Linked DNA regions of Mus musculus: region 2 is linked to region 1. The links are chromatin loops, found by intact Hi-C in ENCODE. Cell type or tissue: gastrocnemius. All regions are shown on one strand.

Region 1 (8,000 bases):
CTTCAGCTAATCCCGACTACTTCCCAAAGGTCTCACCAGGTTCCATTAACTCATGAAACTATAGCAGAGGAGGAGCTAGAAGAGGCCGGCTTCCAGAATGTTCAGAGAAATGGAAAGAGGGAGGCGTGGATAGAGAACTGGAGCAGCAATGCATTCTGGGGCCAGGCCACTGGACAAATCTAGAGCAAAGCCACCAGCTGGGGAGAGTCAAGAATGGGGTTGACTGGAGTAAACCTGCCGGGCTGCCAATCACCTCTGCTCCAGGGCAACAGAGCTGAGGGGTTGGTTTTCATGGCCCTGACAGGGAGACACCAGTAGACTCCCAACTATACACTCTGGAGTGACATACTCTCCTATGTAGCCACATCCAGCCTTCAAAGGATGGCTCCACACTACTTCTCCATGCCATAGCTCTGCTTTCTTTGATACGGGTTCCATTTTCTGTGAGTCTTTCTTTATGCGGTAAGAGGATAATAACACTTAACACTTGCAGCCTCACCTCCTCTTGGGTTTCAGGTGCAGCCCCTTGGGTCCCGAGAATGAGCTCCTTCGGCCTCAGTTAAGTTATGTGCTTACCTATGAACCAATTACTGTCCAGAGAAATACCCATCTCCCTCTGACCAGTCCTGAGTCCACCACTCACCTCGGAGCAAGAGAATGATGTTTCGTCTACGTTGTGGTCTATGAGTGGTGCAAGCTGGTACCTTGTGGGACACTAGGCAGAAGCTGGGAGTGTATGGCTGCTTTTCTGTGACTATGATAAAACACCATGACCATGCAACTTAGAGAAGAAAGTGTTTACTCAGGCTTATGGTTCCAGAGGGGTAGGAGAGCCCATTGTGGTGGAAGTCATGCTAGCGGGCATCAGGCCTGGTGGCAGGGACAGGATGCTGAGAACTCACCACCTAAATTTCGAAAGGAAGTAAAGAGGGAACAAACTGGAAATGCAGGCAATATTATATCACAGGTACCCATCTTCTTCCTTAATTCATCCATTCATACATCAGTGGATAGTTAGGCTCCGTCAGACCTTGCCCTTTAGGAATGGTACTGTGGTGATCAGGGGATACAGATAACCCAAAGCGTCTTGGCTCTGTTCCTTTGGCTTGTGCCCAGAAGCAAGACACCTATGCCCTTCTACAGCTCTGTGTTGTGCATCTGAAGACCGTTCATGTCACTTTCCACAGTGTCTGAGCTCTCTCTGTCCCCACCCCTTCATACCCTCACCAGCACTTACTCTAGTCCCCATGGTCTGTTCTGAAAATGGCAGCTGAGGTTTGAATCTGCAACATCTCACAAGCTCAAGTTTTTGAAAACTCAGCAGCTAGCTTGGGCCAGTATTTTGAAGGCTGTGGAATGCGCTAGAGAGGAGGCCCAACTGGTGTGATGGGGGTCTCTGGAGTTTGTGCTCACTCCTGGTTCTCAGAGTCCCCGCTGGTTCCTCCTCTGCCACACATTCCTGCCAGCAGGAGCTCCACCATGCTGCCTTCATGTGAGAATGGAAGCCTCTGGAATGGCAGCCCAGGTTTACCTCTCCTCTCTAGAGGTTTGGTTGCATCAGGTAGTCTGTCACAGTGACGCTGAAGTACCTGGACCTGTGCTAGCCAGCCAAGAGGAGTGAAGTGACATCTCGCTGTGGTTTCGATGGCACTCCGTGATGATGGACGCGTTCGAACACTTCGTCATATGCTTGTTTGTTCCTATGTTCTCTTCAAAGAACTGCTGATGCAGATCACTCCACACCTTCCTACTGGGGCACGCTCAGTAGAGTTCCAGCTACTGATGAATAGCAACACCCCAAAACTGAGTACCTCAAAATGCAATGGTTCAGCTAAACGTGATAGTGCATGGCTGCGACCCCAGTACTTTGGGCTATATTGTTCAAGTGGAGCCTGTGTTAGTATTTCTTCTAGGCTCTACCTAACAGTTACCTAGCAACAGCCAGGTTAGAGACTGGGTTGCTATAAAACAAGTTTGGGCTTCCTCCCCACCCCACCCCCATCACCTGTGCCTCTCTATTTGCCCTCTTTCTTTCTCCTTGTCCTTTCCCACACCCCCACCCCTCTCTACATGTTCCTAGGCAACCTCTTCCCTTCTTTCTCCTCTCGTTTTTTTCTCTTTCTCTGTCCCCTTTCTTTCCCACACCCGCTTCCCATGCCCCAAATAAACTTCATTTATACTAGACTCACCGTATGGCTGGTACCTGAGGGGGGGGGCACCTCAATATAGACCTACTAAGGGTCGCTCCGCATCATGCCACTGCATTACAAAACATAACAGCCTGAGCTACAAAGTATGACCTTGTCTCACCCAACCTCCTACCTCCTTTGGGAAAAAGAAAAAAGGTAAAAAAAAAAAAAAACACTCTAAAACAGCAACAAAGAAACAGTACGTGGACAATAGACTGTTTCTCATGAGCCAGTGGGTTCTGTGGTACATCTTTTCCTGTCTCACCTTAGGTTGTGCACAGAGCAGTTGAGCAGGAGCAAAGGTTCAAGACAGCTTACTGCCATCTCTTTGACCATGTTTAATCTACAAAGATGGGAATGAGACAAGAATATGGATCTGAAGTTGCCCCAGCAGTGACAACACTTTCACTGAAGTGAACTTTCTTCTGTCACAGTAACTGGCCAAGGCCACAGTCCTGCTCCTTATTTGACAGCTCCCCTCTTTAGGAATTTAAGGGTGGGAGGAATCTCTTAGTGGGGAGTGACAGGTCACTTGTCTGGGTCCCATGAACAAACCGCAAAGGCCATTCCAGCTAGACGCTAAGCATTAGAGAGGATCCCTGGGCACCTCTTATCTCAGGCTGAGTCCTGGATGCTTAACATCAACAAAGTGAAGACTTTGGAACAAGAAGACCTCGCCCTGCCTTTGTCGTTTAGGAAGAGTTCTACATCAAAGAGCCCAGCCCACCCACTCATAGAGGCAGCCTCTGCTTGAATACACAGTAGGTGTTCGCGGATGTTTGCTGGCTGAGTAAATGAATCTCTCTGAGACTCAGTCTCTTCGTTTCAAAATTAGTAAGAACAACAGAAATAAAGACTGTAGTCAGAATGAGAGTGCTGAGGTTTGACCCCTTGCTGTGGGCCATGAAACCCCACGTGATCAGACCTGAACTCAGCTTCTCAGCTTCCTTTCACCAAGGGCCTTGATCCTGCGCTCCAGCCACCAGTACCCGGCTCAGTAACTCATTCTCACAAAACTGCCTTTAGTACCAGATGCACACTGCCTGTTCCTACTGTTTATCCGCCAGGCCCAGCCATACTTCCCGGGATAAGCTTCCTCTGTCCTCTGGGTCAAAGGCACTGTGTTGTGTGCCTTTCTCCCTGGCCCTATTCACTGGTGGTGTTGCTGATTTCTGATTACTTATTGTTTAATCTTGGCATTCTCCAACCTGGCATCAGCTCTCAGGCTAGGTTGCTCCAGGGGTAAATCCAGAACGTGAGCCAATGTCTGGTGCACAATAGGTGTGCAATGCACACTCAGACTAGTGCCCGATGCCTACAGAGTAAGTGTGCGGTGCATACTTGGGCCTGCTCCGGTCAGCGGATGAGCGCCTGACGTTGAAGCTAATGTCACTTCCTCCTCATCTCCTCGGGCACAAGTAACCACTTATTTAAGTGAATCAACAAATGAATGAGCCCGTGAAGGACTGGAACGGAGCTATCACCCTAATTTGTGGGAGAAGACAGAGTCGGAGATGTAATTACGAAGCAATGAGCAGATGTCAAAAGAATTTCAGCAAGTAAAGGCAGCAGTTTCCCAGCTGTCCTCTCTCATTGTTCTTAAAATAAAGGGATCTCTGCTGATGAGCAGAGAGGGAAAAGAAGTAAAAACCACATGAATAGAAAGCCCTTACCCCAGGGGGACGGGCTGGAGCCATCTGTGACTTTACTAGGAGCTGTCATCGCTGAAGCCATGGAAAGTCATAAGAGTTCCCCCCTCAACCAGGCCGGCCTCGTGGAGCCAAAGAGTACCAATGTCTTGTCGTGTCTGCAATTGATCTTCGTCACCAGCTCCTCTCTGCACATTCTTCGGGAGTCGCCTGTGGAACTCAAGCCAGATGCTGCCAGAGAAGAGGAGGGCAGCCTTGGGATAGGAGGGTTCATCACACACCTGCTCCAGGGAAGCATGGTTACAGAGGGCAGGAGCCACTGCCTGACCTATGCTACCATGCAGCCAGAACATCAATCTCCGTTCTATCAAATGGGCCTAGGATAAGCCTGAGAAACCTTTAATTTGTGCCCGGGGTGCAGCTGAGAAATGAGCCGAGAGAGAGAGAGAGAGAGAGAGAGAGAGAGAGAGAGGGGGGGGGGGAGGGAGAAAGAGAGGGAGGGAGGGAGGGAGGGAGGGAGGGAGGGAGGGAGGGAGGGAGGGAGGGAGGGAGAGAATAGATGCCTAAAGTCTTAGCTACTTAAAGCCAATGGGCATCCTATCTGACCCTGAAGCATGGGTCACTAGAGCACATCCTGTCTTTATTTTTGAACCTGATAGTGTGAGCACTGAGTCTGCCATTCACTTTGACTCTGAAGGCTCAGTGCCCAAGTTTTGCGGAGGCCCCTGGAGATTTCTGCCTCTGATCCTGTTCATTCCCCTGCCCCAGTCCCAACAGTCCAGGTAACCCAGTCTCTAGTTGAGAAGTGAACCTTCTCACATAGCATCTTCATGTAGCAGTCTTCCAGACAGATTGGTTTTGTACTCAGGCAGACCTGAGCCTCAGTTTCACCTTTGGCATATCTATCCACTGAATGTCTGTGAGCTTCTATTTTCTCTGCTGAAAATTTATTATTTGTCTTGTTTATCTAATTGAAGCTTTATCCAAGTTCTGCCTGTATCAGCCACGGCGTCCAGCCCTGGGTGGCTAGCATGATCAAAACCTCAAAACCTTAGAAGCTCACAGTGAGTGGGTGAATCCTCTGTGGGAAGAGACCCAGATAGGCTCCATGGCATGCTAGGGCCAAGGCAGAGTGTCTCTGGAGCTTCAGGGGGTGGGAGGTGGAGTGGGGATGCCTGAAAGGAGAGAGTCACCTGAGAAACAAGTGAGGAGAGAACAGTAATTACAAAGATGGAATGGCAGGAACCAGGGTTGTTTATGGATAGCACAGGTGCCCGGCACACAAGCAAAGAAGGATGGGGCGGAGTCAGAGATTGAGGCCTTGAAACAGTAGGCATATGAATGATATATCTCATATAGATATTGGGGGATCAGGTGAGCGACCTAAACTTCCTCAGGAAGTCATATTGCTACCGTCCCTTTTCCCATCTGACCCAAACCAATAGATAGTTAATGCTTTCTATCTGACTGTCCCGCATAGGTACAGTCAGATGATGTGCCCAGACGCCTGGCAGCTACATCTCCTCCCCACTTCTCTTTCCAGAAATCAGACTTTTGCCACAGTTGCATTCCTGACTCCCAGGCAGAAGATAAGGCCACTGTTCCCTGTTCCCAGTCCCTTCTGCCCGTCTGGCTGAGCCTGCATGCTTGCTTTCAGTTTTTCATATTTCTAGTGGCTGAGGGGCAGGGAAGGGCTGGCTGGAACTTCTGGGCCTAGACGAAGCTGCCCATCCCAGGGGGTATTTAACTTTGTGCCCAGCAGTTGTAATTCTGGGGCAGCTGAGCTGCTGGGATCAGGTCCCCCTGGCTGCGATGACAGGCCTTCAGCAGGCACTGTAATTGCAGAGCTAAAGCTACTCATTTTCTTCCTGGCAAGCTGTAGTTAAAGAGGTGCTAGCGGGCAGCCTGGTTGTCTGCAGAGCAGTTGATCAAAGGGCTGGAGGCATCTGCTCTGTCTCTGTTTTCTTTCAGCACCCCCACCCCCACTCTGAAAAAAAAATGGTTAAAAAGTAATCTATGGAAATGAATACCTGTCCTTCTCCCGAGGCTACAAGGCAGCCGCACATTAGAGATATTAAACGTGCGAGCGAGCGTTCTTTACACTCCGGTCAGTTTGGGAATGAAGAGGTAGGAGCTTGAGAGAACCCCTGGGTGTCAGTTTCCATTAGGACCTGTCGGGGAGATTTTTACAAGATTAGACCTGACTTTTCACACACAGAGGATTTGCTGATGAATATTAAAGTCCCCTGCCTCCAGCTCAGGATGGTCTCTATGACCCCCCCTACAATCCAAACTCTGCCATTTTTCCCCAGTGTTCCTGGGCCCAGGGCAGAGACTGTCCTTGCCCAAGCCCGGCGCCTCCCTGAAGTTGAGGCTCTTGCCTTTCAACTAACTAGACAAAAAGGGGGGAAAAACAGTCTTAAAATATGCTTACTTCTTGTTTAATTTGGAAAATGACAGAGAAGAAAGGCAATTAGACATGAAAATGGAACATCCAGAGCAGCTCCAGGCAAATGCTCCGGGCCGGGGGGGGGGGGGGAGGAAGCTACTCAGGGATACGGATTGCAGTCAAGGAAAACCCCCGAGAAGACACTTCAGTTTAAAACAAAACAAACAAAACAGCCCTCCCCACGTGCCGTCTGGGAGCAGTCTCCCTGGCCCTGCCTTCTACATAGGTCTGTGGCTCGGTTTAAGCTCAGGTTTCCATCTCCACAGTCATAGACACATTAAATTATGAATCTGCTGCTCACGAAGCCAAGAGAACAAAGAGCAGGGTCCAGTGTAGGTGAAGGACTCAACGTGCAGAAGTTTAGAAGTTCCTTCGGACACACAGGCATGCATGTACACACACACACACACACACACACACACACGTATGTACGTATGTACATATGCACGCAAGAAGCTCAGATTTCACTAAATCCTCTTGTGAGCCCAGTGAGAGTCTGTCACTCCCTGAGCGTTCCAGGCTGGCCATCCTAAGCCATTCATTTTCTGTTCCCCGTCACCCTTGCTCTCCAAGTTCCCTCTGGAAACTCAGGATGAACTCAACCCTACACCTGTATACAGGGAATCCTGTTGTGCTCCAATCACTTTCAAATGTCGTACGTTTCTTACAATAGAATTTCCTCCATGATGCCTTGGGACAGAATTTTCTATTGCAGGTTTGAGTAGACAGAAGGCAGCTCACCACCACACCACTGGGTAAGCACCCATGACCCGCAGGCCCCCCATCACAATGGACTGTATAAGGGATTTGTCACCAAGATAGACCAGGCCTTGGCACTCGGTTCCAAAATGCCCGACTTTGGGCAGGTTACTTCTTTGCCCATCTTAATGTTCCCGAGTTAAAGAAACAGGCTGCAGGCACTTAGTCACAATTCTCGCCTGCTCCTCAGTGTGTTTGGTTCAAGGGACAAGGACTGTCTGTCTGTGGCCTTTTCAGGCTCTGATGAGGCCTCAGAAAGGGAAATTGAAACACACAGGCCTGGGGCGTGGAGATGGTCACTGGTGTCCTGTCTTGCCTTCAGCCCTGCCTACTTCCGGCATGTGTGGCGTTCACTCACACGTGTGACTGAACTACCTATTTGTACAAGCCGCGTAAGTTCATATTCTCACCATACTGGGCCAGCGCCCTGTTTAGCAATGCTGTTGCATATGCCGGGATGCGGATCCATGGAACAGACAGGCCAGCTAAGCTCCCTTCTCAGAGTGGACCTAATTCTCTCTCAGAAGGAAATCTTGTCAGCTTGTTATTCATGATGGTCTGGACCTCTGCGTTTCAGTCATAGCTGCGTGGGTTAAATTTGAAGGGGAATTTCCTGTAACCCCTAAACTGGATGCTGCAAAAGCCATCAAAGCGTCTCCCTCCTGCCCACTTACAGCCGCTGTAAAATATCCCTGCAGGAGCTATCAAAATGGCGGCTCCTGTCAAAACAGCAGCACCAGGACACCTCCTCAGCCTACAGCCATCACAGGAACTCTCCAGTGAGGTGCATCTCCTTTCCCTGCCTACAGCCTATATCCTACAGCCTTCGTGAAATAGCACCACAGGATCTGTCCCTCAGGAGCTGCCCACAGTGGCAGCACCTCCTCTCCAGCCTCTCAGAGCATCCCCACAGACTTGACGCCTCAGCCAAAACCACCTGCAGCCAGGAAGAAC
Region 2 (8,000 bases), 300 kb after region 1:
AGTAACTCCCGTAAAATAAGTGGACAAAGAGCACTCTGTAAGGCTGAGGCTCCGTTTTGACTGTGCTCGCTCATTTATTTGGGTACTTACACCGGTTTCAGAACTCAGGTAACTCCATGTATTGTAAATCTATGGCATGGGGACTGCTCCTGCAAAGCTTTATCCAAGAGTCATCTCAGGCCTGATTGTAAGAAGTGCCACTCAGGTGTCCCTTCATACTTTGCAAAGTCATTTGTGTTATTTCTGCCAGCTGGGTAGCTTGCCTGCAAGACTGGGACCGCAGAGAGGGGAGGGGGCCTGAGCTGCTCACAAGAGTGGAGATGTCAAGGTGCAAACAGAAAACTCAGCATGCTTTGGAACAAGATTGACATTTCGGTGTTTGGGAAGCGGAGACAACAGAATTGCTGTGAGTTTGGTGAGTTCCAGGCCAGCCAAGGCTATATAACAAGTCTCAAAATAATAATCAATAATAATAATAATATCAGGTTTACTTTAAAGAGGAATTTGGAGCTAGCACACCATGGCTGGTAGAGAGGTAGTGTACGGGTTGATAGAATATTCATTCACTCATTTGCAGTTAGTTCAGTAGACAGTGGTAAGTAGCTACTAGTTGTGCCACTGTGACCTCACACACACCATACTTTGATGTGAGATGCACATACTCTCCAGAATACACAGGATGACTAGACACGAAATCTCAGTTCTACCACTACCACATTCAAACGTAGGGGAGTGCTAGAGAAATGTGGTGGTTATCACTAGCTTTCCTTTTTGATCCCAGTCTCTTTCCTTATGAGCCTTCCCCTCTCTTTCTCTCTCCCTCCCTCCTTCCCTCCCCCTCTTCCTTTTTTTTTTTTAAAGATTTATTTTATTTATTATATGTGAGTACACTGTAGCTGTCTTCAGACACTCCAGAAGAGGGCATCAGATTTCATTACAGATGGTTACGAGCCACCATGTGGTTGCTGGGATTTGAACTTGGGACCTTTGGAAGAGCAGTCGGTGCTCTTAACCGCTGAGCCATCTCACCAGCCCCCCCCCCTTCTTTTCTTTCAGTTGTCAGAAAACTCATCATTTCTACCTCCTTTAAAATGTACAGCTCAGTGACGTGAGGTATATTCACCAGGTTGTACAGCCTTCATTGCTATTGGCTCTAGAGCTAACTTATTTCTTTGTTGGGTGCCAGGGCCTCATGCATGCCTATCCAACCATGCGGATGCTCTACTTCTGAGCCATATCTCCAGCTCCCAGGTTTTTTATCTTTCAAACTCCCTGTCAACAACGGGGCCTACTTCCCTGTAGGCCCCGAAGACCATTGCTCGGCTGTCTCTGTGAGTTTGATTATTCTAGGTACTTCCCACAAGCAGAGTCCTGCGACATTTAACCTTCAGTGTCTGGCTTATTTTAATTAACACAATGTACTCAAAGTTCATTTGTGTGATATGCCGTGTCTGACTTTCCTTCCTTCTTATGGTTTCTTGATCTTTCATTGCATAGGTAGAGACATTAAAGTCTATTCCATGTTCAAAGTTATGTCCTAGGGTCATCAGCATGAGATTTAAAACTCACTATCCAAGGAGGACTTTCTCCAGGTTAAGCATCATGGATATCATTTACCAGGTACTAGCTTACATTGTGTTCTAAATACACCCCCCAAGTGCTGTTATCATTCCACATGGTATGAGTGAACTGGTGTTCAAGCACGCGCATGTACATGCGTGGCTGTGTGTGTCTGTAATGATACGTTATTCATGTAATGTTACAGCTTAGCACTATAGTTTGGTAGGAAAAAAAAAAACACTCCAAGTTTCTCAGTATTTTCCAATCCCTGGCATGTTCCTCTTTGAGATGCGGGGACAATAAATCAGTAGCCCCACAAATCCGAGTTTTAATGTTTTAAGCATACTTCTAGCACCCCGCATGCTGGAAAATCTGAATGGCTAACTTTCTTCATTGAATACTATAGTGCACTAAGTTTAACGGTGCTCACGAAGTACTAGAGCCAACAGGAATATTCAGTAAAGCCGCTAACTCTGGTCTATGTCTCCTGGTGAGGTGGCAGCCTCTCGTGGAATCACAAGTGGACACCGCCCACTTGGGGACTGATTCTCTGTTGACAATGGGCCCTGAGAGGCCCATATGCAATGTCCACACAACAGCGCTTAGCTCTGGGGGTTGCTGTGAGACTACAGGAAGACAAGAGGCAGCAGATGTTTCACAGTGCTTGACTTGGAGAGAAAGCCCTCACTGTATAGTGTGTTTTGTGCCTGTTAGGACTCATCTTTGGGATAGATGTACGACTCTCTCAAATGGGCAGGACCAGGGCCTGATGGAGCATGATTGCAAGACGGGACTTCGCTGAAGACCAACAACTAAAATTTGTTAGTTTCCCTGGTGCCTAGATGGGAGACAAGCTGAAAAAATGTCAGGGTACAGGACCACAACTGGGCAACACCACCAGCCACCTCATTTTGCAAAAGCTAGCTGGGGAAAGTAGAAGTTCTAGCAGTTTCTCTAGTATAGGTGAACAGATCTGTCACCCTTCCTCAGTCTACCACAGAACTGGGTACATGTTGCACGGACAGAACAAACTATAATGATATGTTTTTAAAAATAGAAATTTGTTCCTTACATTTCTGGGGATGTAGGTTCGAGGCACTAGTGTGTTTTGGGAGAGGGGCTGCTCTCTGCCTCCAAGAGTCTCCTTGTTGTCATATCCATAGCTGGAGTGCGTGTCCTCGGATGGCAGAAGGGAGGGGAAGGCGAAAGGGCTGCACTCCTTCTTTCAGGCCCCTTTATTAAGGTGCTAATCCCATCCTTGGTGGAGAAGGTGCTAATCTCATCCGTGACAGCAGAGCCCTGAGGCCTAATCACTGTCAAAAGGCTCCACCTTCTAATCCTGTTGTAATGGGGATTAAGTTTCAACAGGAATCTCTCCAGAGGAGAAGACACAGACATTCAAACCATAGCCAGCCCCAAATAAGCACGGCATGAGTTAAGATTCTACAGTCTCTCCCTCTCTCCCCCTCCGTCCCCATCTTATGACATGCTGTCTGATGAGAGTCTGAAAGGGTGGAAGTGAGCCGTGTGCCAGTGGGGATCATAGAAACAGAAACGCCAGCGTCAGGAATCTCAGAGCGCAAAGCCTTCCCGGCTCTGAAAGACAGCGAGAGCCCCCCGGTCCCGAAGACTTCCAGTCTGTGCTGTGGTGTGGCTTGAAGAGGCTGTCTCATCAAAGACCCTTCCAACAAGCATTTAAAATCATCCATCCAAAAGATAACTAAATCGTGGCCATTCATTCCTCTGAACCCATCAACGCTTCGATGAAAACATGTATTTAACTGGGGAAACACTGGGCGCTCACTCTCGCTGGCCTCTTGTTCCCTTTTCTTCTCTCTTCCATTGAGGGCTCAAAATGTTATGATTCATTTCAGCCTGCCCAAAGCAGCAGTGAATTACAGACCCCAGAGTTCCGACCGCAAGGGGTCCTGGGTAAGATTGCCACCACCACCCCCGCCCCCATCCCAGCGTTCTCTCTGCAGCCAGCTCTGTTTGTTCTTTGACTCTTTTGATCATCATTTATAACAGTAGCCAAGCAGAGGAAATTAAGCTTTTGTATTTTCAGCTAATCCATGACCCTGGATAATTTGTAAGAGACATCTATGTGTAGTTAAAAATAAGACTCCAACTGTTTGGGGGTGGGGGTGGGGGTGGGGGAAGGATCATAGAATGTCAGCTCTGAATGGGAGGACCGAAAAGCATGTGGCATCCTTTGGGGAAAATCTGTTTAGTTTAACTCTCTCCATTGTAATAGAGAAACTGAGGCTCAGACAGGAAGGAACTGCTTGCAGTCATATAATAGAGTCTGTGACTATATGGAGATTTAAATGTGGGATTTTTAATTTTCTGTGAAGATGATATCTCCGTGCATGGATACTTCGATTCTGCAGTTTGGTCAGGTGGATGGTCCATCTGTTGCACTGAATCCATCAGTAAAATGGCACCGTTTTCTTTTCTGTGCCTTTAATGGAGCAGTTACAAGGAATAGAAGGATCTGAGTTGTGAGTCCCAGATATGTGTCTTTGCTGTGCCTTGATCTCCCGGTGTGATGGTGGATCCCATAGGTCCCTTGTGGGCAGAGAGACTTAACTGTGGTAAGGTTCTCTCAGTGTGTTCGGTCCCCATGAAACGGGCACTGTTCTATTCTTTCTGGTCCTCCATCTCTTCTGCTTGAGAACAACTAGAAAACACCATGCTTGTAAGTGCCAGGGACTGACCTTTCTTTTTTAGCTTCCTGTGCAGTGTTGGAGCATCCACTGGAAGACACCAAATAATGAAGATCAAAGCCACTGAGATGTGACAGCAGATCCTGCCAAGTAAACCCATGCCACCCTAGGAACTGTCACTCATGGTTTGGAAATTTCCTTACCAGCAAAATTAGGTCAAAATTCCTTTTCTCTCAGCTGCCTATAAATGTCTCACACTTTTAGGGACAAAAAAAAAGAAGAAGAAAAAGAAGAAGAAGAAGAAGAAGAAGAAGAAGAAGAAGAAGAAGAAGAAGAAGAAGAAGAAGAAGAAGAAGAAGAAGAAGAAAAGAAGAAGAAGAAGAGGAGGAGGAGGAGGAGGAGGAGGAGGAGGAGGAGGAGGAGGAGGAGGAAGCATCCAACTTTCCAGCAATATGTCGGACAGATTTGGGTGGAAAAAAAAAAAAAAGAACTACAAGTCACTAGGAAACTGGGAAGAAGATATACAATGGTTTGTCCTCTTTTCATCTGAAAATGAAGCCCATCCATGCAGGAAACACATTCCCCAGAATGAGGAAACCGACCAGTGAAGGAGGCACCGTGCACAGGGCCTTAGCCTGGAGGCTCCTTGCCACTGTGCATGGTTTCTAGGCTGGTACTGTGATGGAGATGATCTGAGATGGTGCATCAGCCCAGACTCTCCACCCCGATGCCACACCTCCCTGACAGAGCTCACAAAAAAAAAAAAAAAAAAAACCAACAACCCTCAACCCTAAGCTTCCAAAAGAGCAAAGGAGCCAGCCGCTCACCCCAGAAGACTGGGCCTTGGGAGTTTCCTGGGGGGACGGGACTCGGCTCGCAGGAGAAGTGAGTCTCACATTAGGATGCCATAGGGCAAGAGAGAGGGAGAAGAGGGAGAAGCAGTGAGGAAGGACGAAAGCCCCAACTTTAACTAATGAAGGGCGGATACAGGAAAAGTGTTACATCTGCCCACCGCTTTGAGGGTGAGAAAACCATTTGAGTGGCTTGGGGAGGAAGTGACCCCAGTGCCCACGGAAAGTCATGCACAGTGCAGTGTTTGCCTAGGGAGTAGCAATGCTGTGGTCACTCAGGACACAGCATTTTTTTTCATTAATTAATTAACTTATTCACTTTACATCCTGATCGTAGCCCCACCCTCCTCTCCTCCCAGTCCCATCCTCATAAGCCCCTCCTCCCCACTTACCTCAGAGAAGGGGAAGCCCCCTTCCCCACCCTAGGACATCCAGTTGTAGTAAGCCTACGTGCATCCTCTCCCACTGAGGCTTGACCAGACTGTCCAGCTAGGGGAAGGGGATCCAATGGCAGGCAAACAGAGTCAGAGACAGTCCCTGCTCCAAATGTTAGGGGACCCACATGAAGATCAAGCTGCACATCTGCTACAAATGTGTAGGGAGCCTAGGTTAGTGTCTCAGTCTCTGTGCACCCCCACAGGCCCAAGTCGGTTGACTCCGCAGGTCTTCCCGGTTTCCTTGACCCCTCTGGCTTGCTCACTTCTACCCACCGCTCTGATGCCCGAGCTCCGTCCGCCTGATGTTTGGCTGTGGGTCTCTCTGCATCCGTTTCATCCACTGCTGGATGAAGCCTCTCAGAAAACAGTTATGCGAGGCTCCTGTCTGCAAGCACAGCAGAGGATCATTATGAATATTGGGGCAATCTTTTAAAATTAAAATAGCCATAGTTTAGGGGGGAAGAACATAACGTGTGTTAATGCTATTAAAAGTCACTTGTGGGTGAAAGGTGGGGATATTGGCTGATGCTCATACCCAGTCTACCTGTGTTACCAGAGAGGGCGAAGGTGAGAGTCACAGAGTACATGTGCTGTGTTTCCTGAGAAGAGCATCACAACTTCTACCAGACAACCTCCAAGTCCACCTCAGGTCTTTGAGACTAAAGAGAGAGGGTCACAGCCAGCTGCAACATTGGCCACTGTCCCTACACAGGCTCCACTGAGCAAGGCTTGTTTCTTAGGGTCATTCATGGGGCTGCTGGTCCTCCCCCATCCTAGGGCTCTGCAATTTCTCTCATGGCCACCTTCTTTCTTCTTCTTCTTCTTCTTCTTCTTCTTCTTCTTCTTCTTCTTCTTCTTCTTCTTCTTCTTCTTCTTCTTCTTCTTCCTCTTCTTCTTCTTCTTCTTCTTCTTCTTCTTCTTCTTCTTCTTCTTCTTCTTCTTCTTCTTCTTCTTCTTCTCCTTCTCCTCCTCCTCCTCCTCCTCCTCCTCCTCCTTCTTCTAGATTTATTTATTTATTTATTTAATATATCTGAGTATACTATAGCTGTGTTCAGACACACCAGGAGAGGGCATCGGATCCCATTACAGATGGTTATGAGCCACCATGTGTTTGCTGGGAGTTGAACTCAGGACCTCTGGAAGAGCAGTCAGTGCTCTTAACTGCTGACTCTCCAGCCCCATGGTCATCTTTAATATGCTAAAAAGATCAGTGCCTCCCCTTCCGTTGTGTGAGTTCTGGGGACGGAAGTCCGGTCATCATTCTTAGCAGTCAGTGCCTAAACTTATTTCTGCAATAGAAGAATTCAGAAATCAGAACAAAGTCAAAGGTTCTCCATAGACAAAGCTATAGGTTTAATATTCAGTTTTCAAAGTTCTCCACCGCATCAGTGACATGGTGTTCTCCAAATTCTGGAACAGAGCCAACCCCCTTGACACCCAGACCCTGGGCACTGCTGTGGTATTTTGTCTCCTTTCTGAACAAGACAATGACCACTGCAGGAGTCTCAGGCCACTCACTGGGTGTCAGGGTCTGTTCTGGATCCTTACGATAAATGTGACTTCTTTTGTGTCTAAAGTTGTCCTGAGTAAACACCAGCTTTCTGGGGGCTCTTCTCACTGGCCTCTGGCAGTTCTTGCCCTCACTCTTTAAAAACATGAAATTGAGTTTGAAGGTGCTGAAGAGAAGATAGAGAGTGAAGTGGAATGATTAAGAAGAGTTCAAATCCAAGGAAGACTTCCATTCACACAATTCAGGTCGGATTCATTCCCACATCTCTTATTCTCTCAGAAACCATCTCCAGCATCTCCAGCATCTCCAGCATCTCCAGCATCTCCAGCATCTCCAGCGTCTCCTGTTGGTTGTATTCTGGTTTTGAGGATTTTATTTTCTTAATCTTTTCATGATTTCCTTCTGAACAAGTTTCTTGATCACTGAATCTTGATCACTCCAGTTCCAGGGGCTCCAGCTCCCTCTTCCCTAGTGTATTACATTGGTAGCTGATGGCAGTGGTGGTGACACCTCGTGATGTCATAACATGCTGAGTGGCACTGGCTAACTGTCTCCACTTCCTTACCTAGCAACGGCAGGGCCGTTGTGAACATTTGTGGAATATACACAGAGGATACGGCACACACCAAACATTCAGTCAGCACCAACCTTCATTATAAACACATACAAAGCAGATGGCACACATCAAGCAAACACCAACTTTTATTATTTTTTAGTATATTCTTTTAAATTATCAAATAGTCAGGGTGTGGTGGAACACATCTGTTATTTAGCAATTTGAGGCTGATGTGGAAAGATTTTTGAGCTCCAGTCATGCTGGACAATAAAGCAAGAACCTGTTTCAAAAAAAGATAAACCATGAACAGAAATAATTTTAATGTTGAACTTGGTGAAAATTCTAAAGTAGATCCTCAAGTTATATTCAAAAAGATCATTTCATTTGCTCTTTCTGGAGTCTAAAATAAAGACCATGGAT

Evidence for each region. Peaks named below come from ENCODE experiments on the same cell type or tissue, not always from the same donor. Only the 100,000 strongest peaks of a DNase experiment are listed, where the experiment ranks them.
Region 2: it touches region 1 in a loop (7-fold over the local background); 22 of 42 quality-filtered maps call a loop at or near these places.

Annotation. Positions count from the first base shown.
Region 1 is chr13:53,753,099-53,761,098 of GRCm38, reverse strand. All of the region lies in intron 3 of Gm34439 (a long non-coding RNA gene), which reads left to right. Among named protein-coding and RNA genes, the nearest start is that of Gm34439, 31 kb to the left of the region's middle. In gastrocnemius, no CTCF peak of the experiment used is centred here; no DNase peak of the experiment used is centred here.
Region 2 is chr13:53,450,417-53,458,416 of GRCm38, reverse strand. Gm2762 (predicted gene 2762) reads right to left here. Exons shown (of 8, transcript NR_037991.1): 7 at 5,788-5,899; 8 at 2,787-4,316. Among named protein-coding and RNA genes, the nearest start is that of Gm33763, 6.9 kb to the left of the region's middle. In gastrocnemius, no CTCF peak of the experiment used is centred here; a DNase peak (open chromatin) is centred at 3,158.